3 separate regions of the Homo sapiens genome follow, and regions 2 and 3 are each linked to region 1. The links are chromatin contacts, found by Hi-C or POLR2A ChIA-PET in ENCODE. All regions are on one chromosome and are shown on one strand. Each heading gives the region's core, a stretch centred on a gene start or an enhancer-like site at or near the end of the contact. The rest is flanking DNA. Distances are from core to core; before and after follow the strand shown.

What was found. A loop is a pair of places that touch in the nucleus more often than their neighbours do. ChIA-PET counts read pairs that join two places held with the same protein, here RNA polymerase II (POLR2A). Pooled maps may share reads with other maps.
Region 2: a loop to region 1 is called in a pooled map, with 3 times the contacts of the local background. The contact joins the promoter of PRKCH here to the enhancer-like site in region 1. A Hi-C loop is called at or near these places in 1 of 168 maps with a recorded cell type or tissue (naive thymus-derived CD4-positive, alpha-beta T cell) and 10 of 50 pooled maps. POLR2A ChIA-PET finds 5 or more read pairs at or near these places in 4 of 52 experiments (CD4-positive, alpha-beta T cell, activated T-cell, activated naive CD4-positive, alpha-beta T cell and 1 more).
Region 3: a map with no recorded cell type shows a loop between it and region 1 (7-fold over the local background). The contact joins two enhancer-like sites. A Hi-C loop is called at or near these places in 6 of 37 single-sample maps with no recorded cell type and 9 of 50 pooled maps. POLR2A ChIA-PET finds 5 or more read pairs at or near these places in 4 of 52 experiments (GM12878, activated naive CD4-positive, alpha-beta T cell and naive thymus-derived CD4-positive, alpha-beta T cell).

What each region holds. Positions count from the first base shown.
Region 1 is chr14:61,660,958-61,664,564 of GRCh38, reverse strand. No RefSeq gene overlaps it. Among named protein-coding and RNA genes, the nearest start is that of HIF1A, 33 kb to the left of the region's middle. Within about 2 kb of position 1,889, at least 18 of the 41 ENCODE cell types and tissues checked have a DNase peak (open chromatin) inside an H3K27ac peak, as active enhancers do; they include CD4-positive, alpha-beta T cell, where a contact is called at or near this core.
Region 2 is chr14:61,320,042-61,323,648 of GRCh38, reverse strand. PRKCH (protein kinase C eta) reads right to left here and starts at 2,070. Exons shown (of 14, transcript NM_006255.5): 1 at 1,185-2,070. The coding sequence starts at 1,547. It overlaps PRKCH-AS1 (PRKCH antisense RNA 1), which reads left to right and starts at 831. Exons shown (of 5, transcript NR_186042.1): 1 at 831-1,114. RefSeq lists enhancers at 638-1,181, 1,182-1,726 and silencers at 1,688-1,857, 2,008-2,277.
Region 3 is chr14:61,389,168-61,392,774 of GRCh38, reverse strand. It overlaps PRKCH (protein kinase C eta), which reads right to left. Exons shown (of 14, transcript NM_006255.5): 2 at 1,487-1,550. Among named protein-coding and RNA genes, the nearest start is that of PRKCH-AS1, 68 kb to the right of the region's middle. Within about 2 kb of position 1,833, at least 4 of the 41 ENCODE cell types and tissues checked have a DNase peak (open chromatin) inside an H3K27ac peak, as active enhancers do.

The DNA.
Region 1 (3,607 bases), core at 640-3,139:
GGGAGTTTTGTCATCAAAATACATAAGGAGTAATCTTTTAAAAACTCTGAAACAAAGAGCAAATAATTTAAAGAAATCTCGGCCAAGCAAGGTGGTTCATGCTTGTAATTCTAGCGCATTGAAAGTTTGAGGCGGGAGGACAGCTTGAAGCCAGGAGTTCAAGACCAGCCTGGGCAACATAGTAAGACTCCTCTCTAAAAAGCAAAAATAAAAAAAATTAACTGGATATAGTGGTGGGTGCCTATATTCCCAGCTACTTGGGAGGCTGAGGCACGAGGATCACTTGAGTCCAGAAGTCTGAGGTTGCAGTGAGCCATGATCGTACCACTGCACTCCAGCCTGAGTGACAGGCTGACAGAGTGGGACGCTGTCTCAGAAAAAAAAAGAAAAGAAAAAGAAAAAATAAAGAAATCTCATTCTACTTTACTTACCACACACATATGTTCATATCATGTGTTAAACATTGTCTTTTAAAAAATAGCTTAGGGCCAGATGTGTTGCCTCAGGCCTGTAATCCCAGTACTTTGGGAGGCCAAGGTGGAAGAACTGCTTGAGGTCAAGAGTTAGAGACCAGCCTGGGCAACATACTGAGACTCTGTCTCTATTTCAAAACAAGCAAACAGCTTAGAAAATCATTTTCTTTAACTCTTACCTCTGATGCTTTTAATTATGTGTTCTCTTATGGTGATTGGCTGGGGTTAAAATATTCTGTAGCATTGCTTTGCATCATAGCCCCAGAGAAAATGAAAGGGGAAGAAGGAGTTAGCTTCCCTTTTCCCCGCTGTTCTGCCTGCTTCCTGTTTCAGAAAAATTAAAATAAGGTGTGAACAGCCACTTTCTCTTGAACATATTCTTCCATATATACTGGGGTAGGGTGAGGCATGTATTTGTGGGGGCTGGAGGATGGCCTCTGTTACAAAATTTCCTATGGACATTCCTTATCTACACTAGTGGGGAACAATGAAAATTACTTGTACAATGAACATCACTTATACAGGACGCGTATTACGGTACATTCTAATTTTTAAAAATATCAACTCACATAAAGAGGAGGCCAACCCTGACTTATCTCATGGGCAAGCTGTATGGCACAAATGAAATTACTAATGTGAAAGTGTTCGGTCAACTCTAAAGGTCCTTACAAGTTTGTGGGTTTTTTTTTTTTTTCAGACAGAGTTTTGCTCTTCTTGCCCAGGCTAGAGTGCAATGGCATGATCTCGGCTCACCGCAACCTTCACCTCCTGGGTTCAAGCGATTCTCCTGCCTCATCCTCCGGAGTAGCTGGGATTACAGACGCCCGCCACCACGCCCAGCTAATTTTGCATTTTTAAGGGAGACAGGGTTTCTCCATGTTGGTCAGGCTGGTTTCGAACTCCCAACCTCAGGTGATCCGCCCACCTCAGCCTCCCAAAATACTGGAATTACAGGTGTGAGCCACCACGCCTGGCCACGTTTGAGGTCTTTTTAATGATTAGAAATTTCTTATACTCTGGCATCTGTAGAATCCATTCAAAGCCATAAATTTCTGCTTCTTTCCCACACCTGGTGGGAGAAATGGGGGAATAGGCCCACAAATCGCCTTGGCTTTTGTGGTCTCCCAGTATGCTCTTTTGCATGGACAGAAAAATGAGGGAAATGCTTTTACCTTCATCAAACCTATTGGAAATGGTTAAGTTTCCCTTCTTTTGACTAAAACAAAACTAAAAACCACAAGAAACCTACTCAAGATTGGCTCATATGAATCACATCCTGTGTGGAACCCTGTCCTGTGTCAATGACACTTAGACACAGAGCAAAGAAGGGAGAGGGTGGGTCACTGTTTCTAAATGCAACGAAGGGCACTTTCATTAAAGCACTAAGGCTGCATGCTCAACAGGTTTAGCATGACTCAGCAAGATGGGTCACTGAACACCATCCACCCAAGGGCAAATGAGCTTGTCCAATCACATGACCTACAAGATCAGGGGATAGCAAACCAGACCTATGGTTTGCTGAACAGCCTGCACAAGCCAGTCCCGTTACATACAGAACAGTCAGAGGAGAAGGTCACCGCCAGGGCAGTGGAGACCACTGCGGATCCTCTTCTCAACACTGCTCTACCATGTTACCTTGTGTCTAGTTGTGTGTCTGCCAACCACTTCTACAGAAGGTGCTGAGGCAAACCTCCTCAAAGGTTCTGATTTGGATCTTCCATTTGGAGAAGACTTTGAGTCTGTCCATATTCGTGGCTTTTTTTTCTTGCACTGGGAACTGATGCATTGCAGACACAAATGAGCCCAATGTATTTTAAGCGAGAAAAAGTTCCCACCCTCACCACCAATTACACCCTTGTCATTTTTTTCTTGTTCTAGTACCTACGTGTGATTTAGTACTTTCCGAGCATTCCATTCTTTCTGAAAGCATAAGCACTAATATGTGTAATTTGCTTGCCTTGTCATTCTGAAATCTTTTAATGCATACAGTTCAGACATCCTGTTTGTTTAATATGAGCAATGCCAACTTTATTTACTGTAATAAATGTACTTCTTTATTCTTCTGGAAAAAAAGGGAAATTAATTGAAAAAGACACATTTAAGCTATTCCAGTGTGTAATACAGAGGCTGCTGGTAAAATATAATACAATGTCAGGGAATTCCACAATCTTGTTTGCTTTTTGGTTTCATTTTCATATTTTTCTTAAATATGGCATTGCTACAGTACAAAGTAGAAGAACATATTTTAGTGTCTGATTCACAGTCTCTTTACTAACTTTGGAACTTTAAAACCTGGGCAACTCTGATAGTGAGAGGGTTCAAGAAAATTGACATATGTGGTGAAATGTACTTTTGTGGCCTAGCTTTGCGTTTCAGAGCTGTTATACAGTCAGATTTTTTTAAATGAATATCTGCAACTGTTCCAACAATTCTGGTTTATGAAAATGTTGCTGGTTTTGCATAGGAACTTCATAACCTGCATGATATTACTCATGGGTATTTGTGGGTTTTGCTTTAGATATGGAAAGGACGCCTCTTGGCAAACATATTTTTTCTTTTGCTTCTCAGAGGTTTTGTATTCAGCTCAAAAATCCCCAGTATCTGTTTCCTTAGGTTCATGGGCTCCTTTAAACTTTACATTTGTATTTCTATTTTTTTTTCCAGTCAACTTCATGGATGTTTTGGAACGTCCTTTGTGCAAATTCACTCCCCAATGTTGCAGAGAGATTTTGCTTCCTTTTACCCTCTTCCAGTTGATTTTCTTTTCTTTTTTTTTCTTTTTTTTGAGACAGAGTCTCATTGTCATCCAGGCCAGAGTGCAGTGGCACGATCTCAGCTCACTGCAACCTCCGCCTCCCGGGTTCAAGCGATTCTCCTGCCTCAGCCTCCTGAGTAACTGGGATTACAGGCATGCGCCACCACCATGCCCGGCTTATTTTTGGATTTTTAGTAGAGACGGGGTTTCACCATGTTGGCCAGGCTAGTGTCGAATGTCTGACCTCAAGTGATCCGCCTGCCTTGGCCTCTCAAAGTGCTGGGATTACAGGCATGAGCCACTGTGCCTGGTTGTTGATTTTCTTTAAACAGTCTAACAACTTTTCCTGTGACATGTTTAGGCCTCTGAGTGTAATCCC
Region 2 (3,607 bases), core at 821-3,320, 340 kb after region 1:
CCACAAGCCATCTTTAATTTTAGAAAATATACGGTAAAATTACTAATTCCACAAAGTATAAAATAAATACCTAAATGAGCCTTCATCACCATCCATCTGATTTCACCACTTGTAAATTTCAAACATTTTCAATACTGATATTGGGTTCAAAACTGACTCCCTCCAGAACTTAAACTATTAAACTCCTGAGAGTCTTCAAATGGCGTACTCCACTTTGCCAAACCAGACTACTTTATTATAATTATCATTCCATCATCTCAAAGTGGGAACGATGACACCTGCATCACAAAGACAGTGTGAGGATTAGGCAGTAAAAGCATGTTAGCACCGTGTAGAGCGCTCTAGAAGTTTTAATTGATTTACAGCAGAAATTATGCCTCCTGGGAACTATGTGAAAAGCAGAGGCAAGGGGAGAGCTGCGGGTAGCTACACGTCAATACCCAGGAACACAGGCTGGTGATGGGGGGAGGGAAGACAGTTAACAACCTCCTGAGGAGTCCTTACAGCCTCTTCTCAGACCCATAGCAGCAGAAACCCACACTGCAGGACTCCCACCTCGGACTGACTAAGTTACTTGCAAGTATATGTAAATCTCATCTCCTTGGAAAAATGCTAAATAATAAAACTGCCAACGTGCAGACCCAGGCGCTCATTTCCCTGCCAGTGTAGCTCATGTACCTCTGGGATGTGCAAGCCGAAACACGTGTGCACGTCTGAGCGGCTGAACCAACATGTATCCATAAACATTATGAATAATACTCGCGAGAATGTACGGCTTTCTCCTAAGTAGCGCTTGAAGCACTTTACCCAAATCAAGTCCCTTTTGTATCACTCCTTCCCTGCCTTTCCTACCTATCACTCTCGTGCTGAAAGTTGGAGCTCCTTACCCAAAGACTGGGCGGAAAGGGTGACCGCCCTGGACCCCTGCCCGACTTCCCGTTAGGCCAAGCCGCTGTCCTGAAAGGGGATCGTGTCCAGGCCGGCTTCCTGGAGACACACCTGCGCCTGCACACACCCACCGCGGTCGCGTCACCAGTGCCGCGGCCACGTGGACGAAGACCAAAGTCTGGAGGGAATTCCCTCAGCCACAAAGCGATGGGAAAGCGGGACCCGGGTGAGTTTTGAAAAACATAAGGGGAACGGGGGTTGGGTGGACACAAAGGGAAGGGGTCACCGCTACTCACCCAACCCTCGAAGGTGTCCGAGGCGCCGGTCGTGCGCAGCAGCTCCTGGAACTGCAGGGTGCAGTTGGCCACGAAGTGGTCGTAGCCCAGGGGCGTCTCGTGGAAGACGGCCAACTCGAGGTGGCCGCCGTCGGTGACGTTAGCGCAAAACTCCTCGTTGTACGTGGGTTTGTTGGTCTTCTGCTTGGTGCTGGTCTGGCCCACGCGCACCTGGTCCACGCTCACCGTCAGATAGGGGTCCAGCAGCTGGTGGCCCTTCTTGAAGAGCGAGTGGCGCAGGGACCAGCGGGTGGGCTGCAGCCCCACTGCCTCACCGATGCGGACCCTCAAATAGCCATTGAACTTCATGGTGCCAGACGACATGCCGGCGCCGCTGCCCCGGCCCCGGGGGGCCGCGCTGCTTCGCAGCGGGAGAACCGGGAGTCCCGTCTCAGGCCAGCCCTCGGGACAGGTGCAGGAGTCGAGGCAGCCCTGGGGAAAGGCAGCGCCTAAGCGCCCCTCGACTGGCCATTCTGCCTCCTCCGTGGGACTTTTCCCTCCCCTCCTTCCCTCCCTCCCGAGGTGGAAAGGAGGGGAGCCCGCCGCCGAGCCCTCAGCGGGCCGGGGAAGCCCGACCGTCCCTTCCAAGCGCGCGGCGCCTCCCGGGGACTCGCGCAGGACTCGCCCCTTCTCCAGGGCCGGGCAGCTCCTCTCCCTGGAGAGCCGGACCTACCCGTCCGGTGAGCCCCAGCCCCAAGCGTCTCTTCCCCCGCCTCCTCTTGCTTCTCCTCCTGCCCCCGCCTCCGAAGGCTCACGCTCTCCCCCACTCGGCGAGCTTCAAACCAGGAAGCAGCTGCCGCCGCCGCATCCCCGGCGAGAACCTCGCACCGCCAGGTTCCAAGTTCACAGAACCCCCGCGTCCGCTCCCGCGCCTTCCGGACCCCAGGGGCGTGGCCCGCGGTCCGCGGCCCGGCCCTGCGGTGGGTGGATCCCCGCGCAAGCCCCCGGGAGGCCAGTGCCCGCTTGCGCCGCCCTGCGCGCCCTCCTTGTAGCGCTGGGTCTGGCCGTGCGCTGCGGGTTAGGGGCCACCCCGGGCGCAGGCCAAAAAGGAAAGGGTTCGTGGCCCAGCCCGAGCAAACACCTGAGGCGTGGTAGACTGACCTGGGGAGCGATGGAAGGTTGGGAGGACGCAGAGGAGGGCGCTCCAGCCAGGAACCCGCGCGGCGAGGAGTCGCCCGCCCCCTCTCTCCCAACCTCCCCGGTGGGCTGGTGACCCTGCAGGGCCATCCCCAAGAGGCCCTGGCCGGAGGCGGGGGCACGGCGGGGAGGTTCTTTTTCCTAATATTTACAGGGATGGCTCATCCCGGGGTCAGCTCGAACGCATCCTGTTTGTGCGCCTTTCCTGCAGAGGCTAATTACACAGTTGTGTGTATGTGTGTGTTTTAATAGGGCAGTAGTAATGATGGAAATCCTGTTCGCCTCCTTCCTCGGAAGGTGTGTCTTGTTGCACATAGAGCAGGAAAGGTCGGTTCTTCTGGAGACAGACATGGCCAAGAGGTAATAAGTCTCTTCCTCTGCGGGTGGTTTCTGGTCCACCCAGCTCTGCGCGGCAAGGGCAGAAAATGTTCACACACACAGGCTGTCCCCAACACACACGCGGAAGAAATTGCCTCTTCTAGGAACACTCCAGCTTGTTGTATTTGCAGTCAGAGTGGGCAGCCTTCTGATGCTTCCCACCCCGTGGTCCCTGCAGATTTTGTCTCCGGGGAGGACCTTTTAGCCTACGCTGCTATGCCGCAAAGCTTGCTCCCTGAGGGCCAGCCACAACCAATTTGTTCCCCAAAAAGCCTAGGCCACTTTTTGTTGTTGTTGTTGTTGTTGTTTTTGAGACGGAGTTTCGCTTTTGTTGCCCAGGCTGGAGTGCAATGGCGCCATCTCGGCTCACCGCAACCTCCGCCTCCCAGGTTCGAGCGATTCACCTGCCCCAGCCTCCCGAGTAGCTGGAATTACAGGCATGCGCCACCACGCCCGGCTAATTTTGTATTTTTAGTAGAGACAGGGTTTCTCCATGTTGGTCAGGCTGGTCTCAAACTCCCGACCTCAAGTGATTCGCCTGCCTCGGCCTCCCAAAGTGCTGAGATTACAGGCGTGAGCCACAGCACCCAGCCAAGCCTAGGCCACTCTTAAGATACTTGATTACATTCTGTCTTGCTATACTGGTTCCCTCGGAGCAGATTCGGCTTGCTTTCATTCCTTTCTTTCTTCCTTCCCTCCTTTCTTTCTTTTATGTTTTAGAGACTGGGTTTTGCTTTGTCATCCAGGCTGGAATACAGCGGTGTGATCATGGCTTACCATAACCTCCAGCTCCCAGGTTCAAGTGATCTTCCAGCCCCTGCCTCCTAAAGTGTTAAGATTACAGGCATGAGCCCCCGTGCCTGGCCCCA
Region 3 (3,607 bases), core at 584-3,083, 270 kb after region 1:
AACTACAAAAGATGAGATTAACAAATTGAACTTCATAGAAATTTAAAACTTTTGCTCAAAGACACCATTAAGAAAATGAAAAGGCAAGCCACAGACTGGGAAAAAGTAATCACAATACCTATTTCTCACAAAGGACTCATATCCAGAAAACAAAGAACTCCTCTAAATCAATAATAGAAAGACAAATCCAATTTTAGAAAACAGGACAAAAGACTGGAACTGGAAATTATCAAATAAACAAACAAATGACCAATAAGCATGTGAGAAAGTACTCACCATCAGGGAAATGCAAATTTACCCACAGGATATAATTTCATACCCACTAGAATGTCTACGATGAAAAGCAATGGCCATAGAAAGTGTTAATGAGGATATGAAGTAATTGGAACTCTCATGCATTGCTGGTGGGAGTATAATAAAACCACTTTGGAAACCATCTGGAAGTTTCTTCTGAAGTTACACACACACCTACTTTATTACCCAGCAATTCCACTCCTATATAATTATCCAAGATAAATGAAAGTGTTATGTCCAGAAAAATTTATGTGTAAGAAGGTTAATAAAAGCATTATTCATAATAGACAACAATAGGAAAAACCCCAAAAGTCCACCAAGAGGAGAATGGGTAAACAAATGGATGCTACATTTATATAATGGGATACTACTACTCAGAAATAAAATGAAAAAAATACTGATATACACAATGATATGAATCTTCTAAAAACTATGCTGAGTGAAAGAAACCAGACATAAAAGAGAATATACTGTATAATTCCATGTATATGAACTTCTAGGGTAGGTAAAACTAACCTGTGGTGAAATAAAGCACTTTACTTATTGCCTCTGGGAGCAGGGGATTGAAAAAGGGTACAGGGAAATGTTCACAATAATGGAAATGTCCTGTATCTTGGATTGGGGTGCTGGTTATGCAGTTGTATGCATTTGTCAAAATTCAAATTGTTCACTTCTGATCTATCATTTCACCCCCATATAAATTTTACCTCAAGTAAAAAAAATATTGGATGGGGGAGTAGGGAGTACGGTAGCCACAGATGAAGAACAGAATCCCTTACAGGTCACAAATGAGATAGAGATTATAAAGAAGATAACTGGATCCCTAAATTTCTTTCATAGACATTCACAGGCAAACTAAAAGATGGCACAAAACCAAAGACGTAGAGTTCCACAGTCATGAACCAAAAAGACGCAAAAACCATTCAGCTACGATGACACTGGCTAAAAACAAAAACTCATTGAGTGTGTTAAATGAAACGTGAGATTGCCAGATTTAGCAAATATATTTAATTTGGCAACCTGAACCAATAGACCACTGGGCAACAAAATACTAGCCAGCCCAACTTATGAAAGTGATTTTTTAAGCATCTCTTACAACATGCTCTTTTTTATAATGTCCATGATAGAAATTCCTACTGAGTGTAAACCAAGATTACATGTATTCTGGAAACTACCCAAAACTCATTCTTACCTTCAGTGAAACTCCCGGTAAGGGTTATTACCACAAATACTTTCCCCTCTGGCTCGAGATCCACCTACAAAGAGAAAAAAAAATGTATATTATATGTTAGTTTTAAAATATTTTTGTGGGCCTTAAACAATTCATCACAGAGAGGCCTAATGTGTAAATCACAGCCACAAATCAAATAAATCTAAGTCTTTCATTAAATAGTAGAGTGGCAGGGAAACAAGTGAAAGCTCAAAAAACTGTAAAGACTGAAAAGAAACCACATTTTATCAGTTTCCTTCCTCTTGAATTTTATTCTCTCCCATTTTTGGCTTGTCATAATATAGACAGGCACATCCACATACTTGGTAATTGTTTTTGAGACCTCCATATCTTATGCATATGGCTTATAAGAGCAGCATTTTACTAAACCACATGGCAAGAATATGAAATAGAGAAATAACGGCAACATACAAGGTAATGAACACATGTGGCTTGGTCAACTGCAAATCTTTAGTTTTATGGAGTAAAAAGTATAAAGAGTCTCTGCTACATATTTCCACCAAAGTCTGGTCAATCTTAAGGAAGCACTAGGGAAGGAAGTTTAGGAGCCTTGCATTCACTACTCTTTTTTTTTTGAGAGAGAGAGGTAGTTTCACTTTGTTGCCCAGGCTGGAGTGCAGTGGCATGATCTCAGCTCACTGCAACCTCCATCTCCTAGGTTCAAGCAATTCTGCCTCAGTCTCCTGAGTAGCTGGGATTACAGGCGTGTGCCACCACATCTGATCTGTTTTTGTATTTTTTAGTAGAGATGGGGTTTCACCATGTTGGCCAGGCTGGTCTCGAACTCCTGACTTCAAATGATCCTCCCGCCTCAGCCTCCCAAAGTGCTGGGATTACAGGCGTGAGACACTGTGTCGGACTGCTACTCTTAATTAGTCACGGGAGTATCAACATACCTTGAAGTTACCTATCAGCTGAAATATCAAGACATGCATTCTGCAAGCAATGCAGCTTGAAGTCTTTTCATATGGTGTCGTCCTCTGCATATAGTCCAGTTTCCGAAAGACCCCATACAGCATGGCGCCCAGGATGAACAGCACCTCTGGCTCTGTTCTGATCACCACTAGCTTAGGTGGGCGGACTCCCCTCTTCCTACCGGATGCTAACTTCACTATCCATGAACACCTCTAAGCCTTGCATTGTGAGGCTCTTGTGGACTCAAATACATGAATTTACAATTGTCCTTAAATAAATCTTTTCAGATTCTGCCCATGGCTCCATTTTTATTTTATTTTTCTCTTTCTTTGGCTGTGGCTCCATTTCTGCCTTTGACCTTTCATCTGAAGAGGAAGACTGGCATATAGAGAAGTTTCACTAGAGATACGAATGACCATTTTTGGTCAAATATTAAATTTAAAATAAGCTGCAAATAGTCACATGGTACAGTGGAAAGAGCCCCCCTACTAGACCAGGCCAAGAACTCTAGTCTGATTCTGTCACAGCTGGTTCTGGACCCTGGGCAAGGTCCTTTACCACACTGAGCCTCACTCTTCCAATCTGAAAAGTCTATGGCATCATTATTTAGCATTTTTTCTCTTTTTTTTTTTTTTTGAGACAGGGTCTCACTGTCTCCCAGGCTGGAGTGCAGTGGCACAATCATAGCTCACTGCAGCCTTGAACTCCCAGCCTCAAGCGATTCTCCTGCCTCAGCCTCCCAAGTAGCTAGGACTATAGGCATGTGCCACCATAACCAGCTTGCCTGCTTATCTAGGTATGTATGTATGTATGTAGAGACAAGGTCTCACTATGTTGCCCAGTCTCAAACTCTTAGGCTCAAGCAATCCTCCCACCTCAGCCTCTCAAGTCACTGGGATTACAAGTGTGAGTCACTGTGCCTGGCATTGGCCTAGCGTTTCTAACACAGCCTCCACATATGATCTCAAAGATTTTTTTTTTTTTTAAGACAGAGTCTCCCTCTGTCACCCAGGCTGGACTTCAATGCTGCAATCATGACTCACTGTAGCCTCGACCACCTGGGTTCAAGTGATTTTCCTGCCTCAGCCCCCCAAGTAGCTGGGACCACAGGCACATGCCATCATGCCTGGCTTAGAGAGGCATGTTGCCCAGACTGGTCTTGAACTC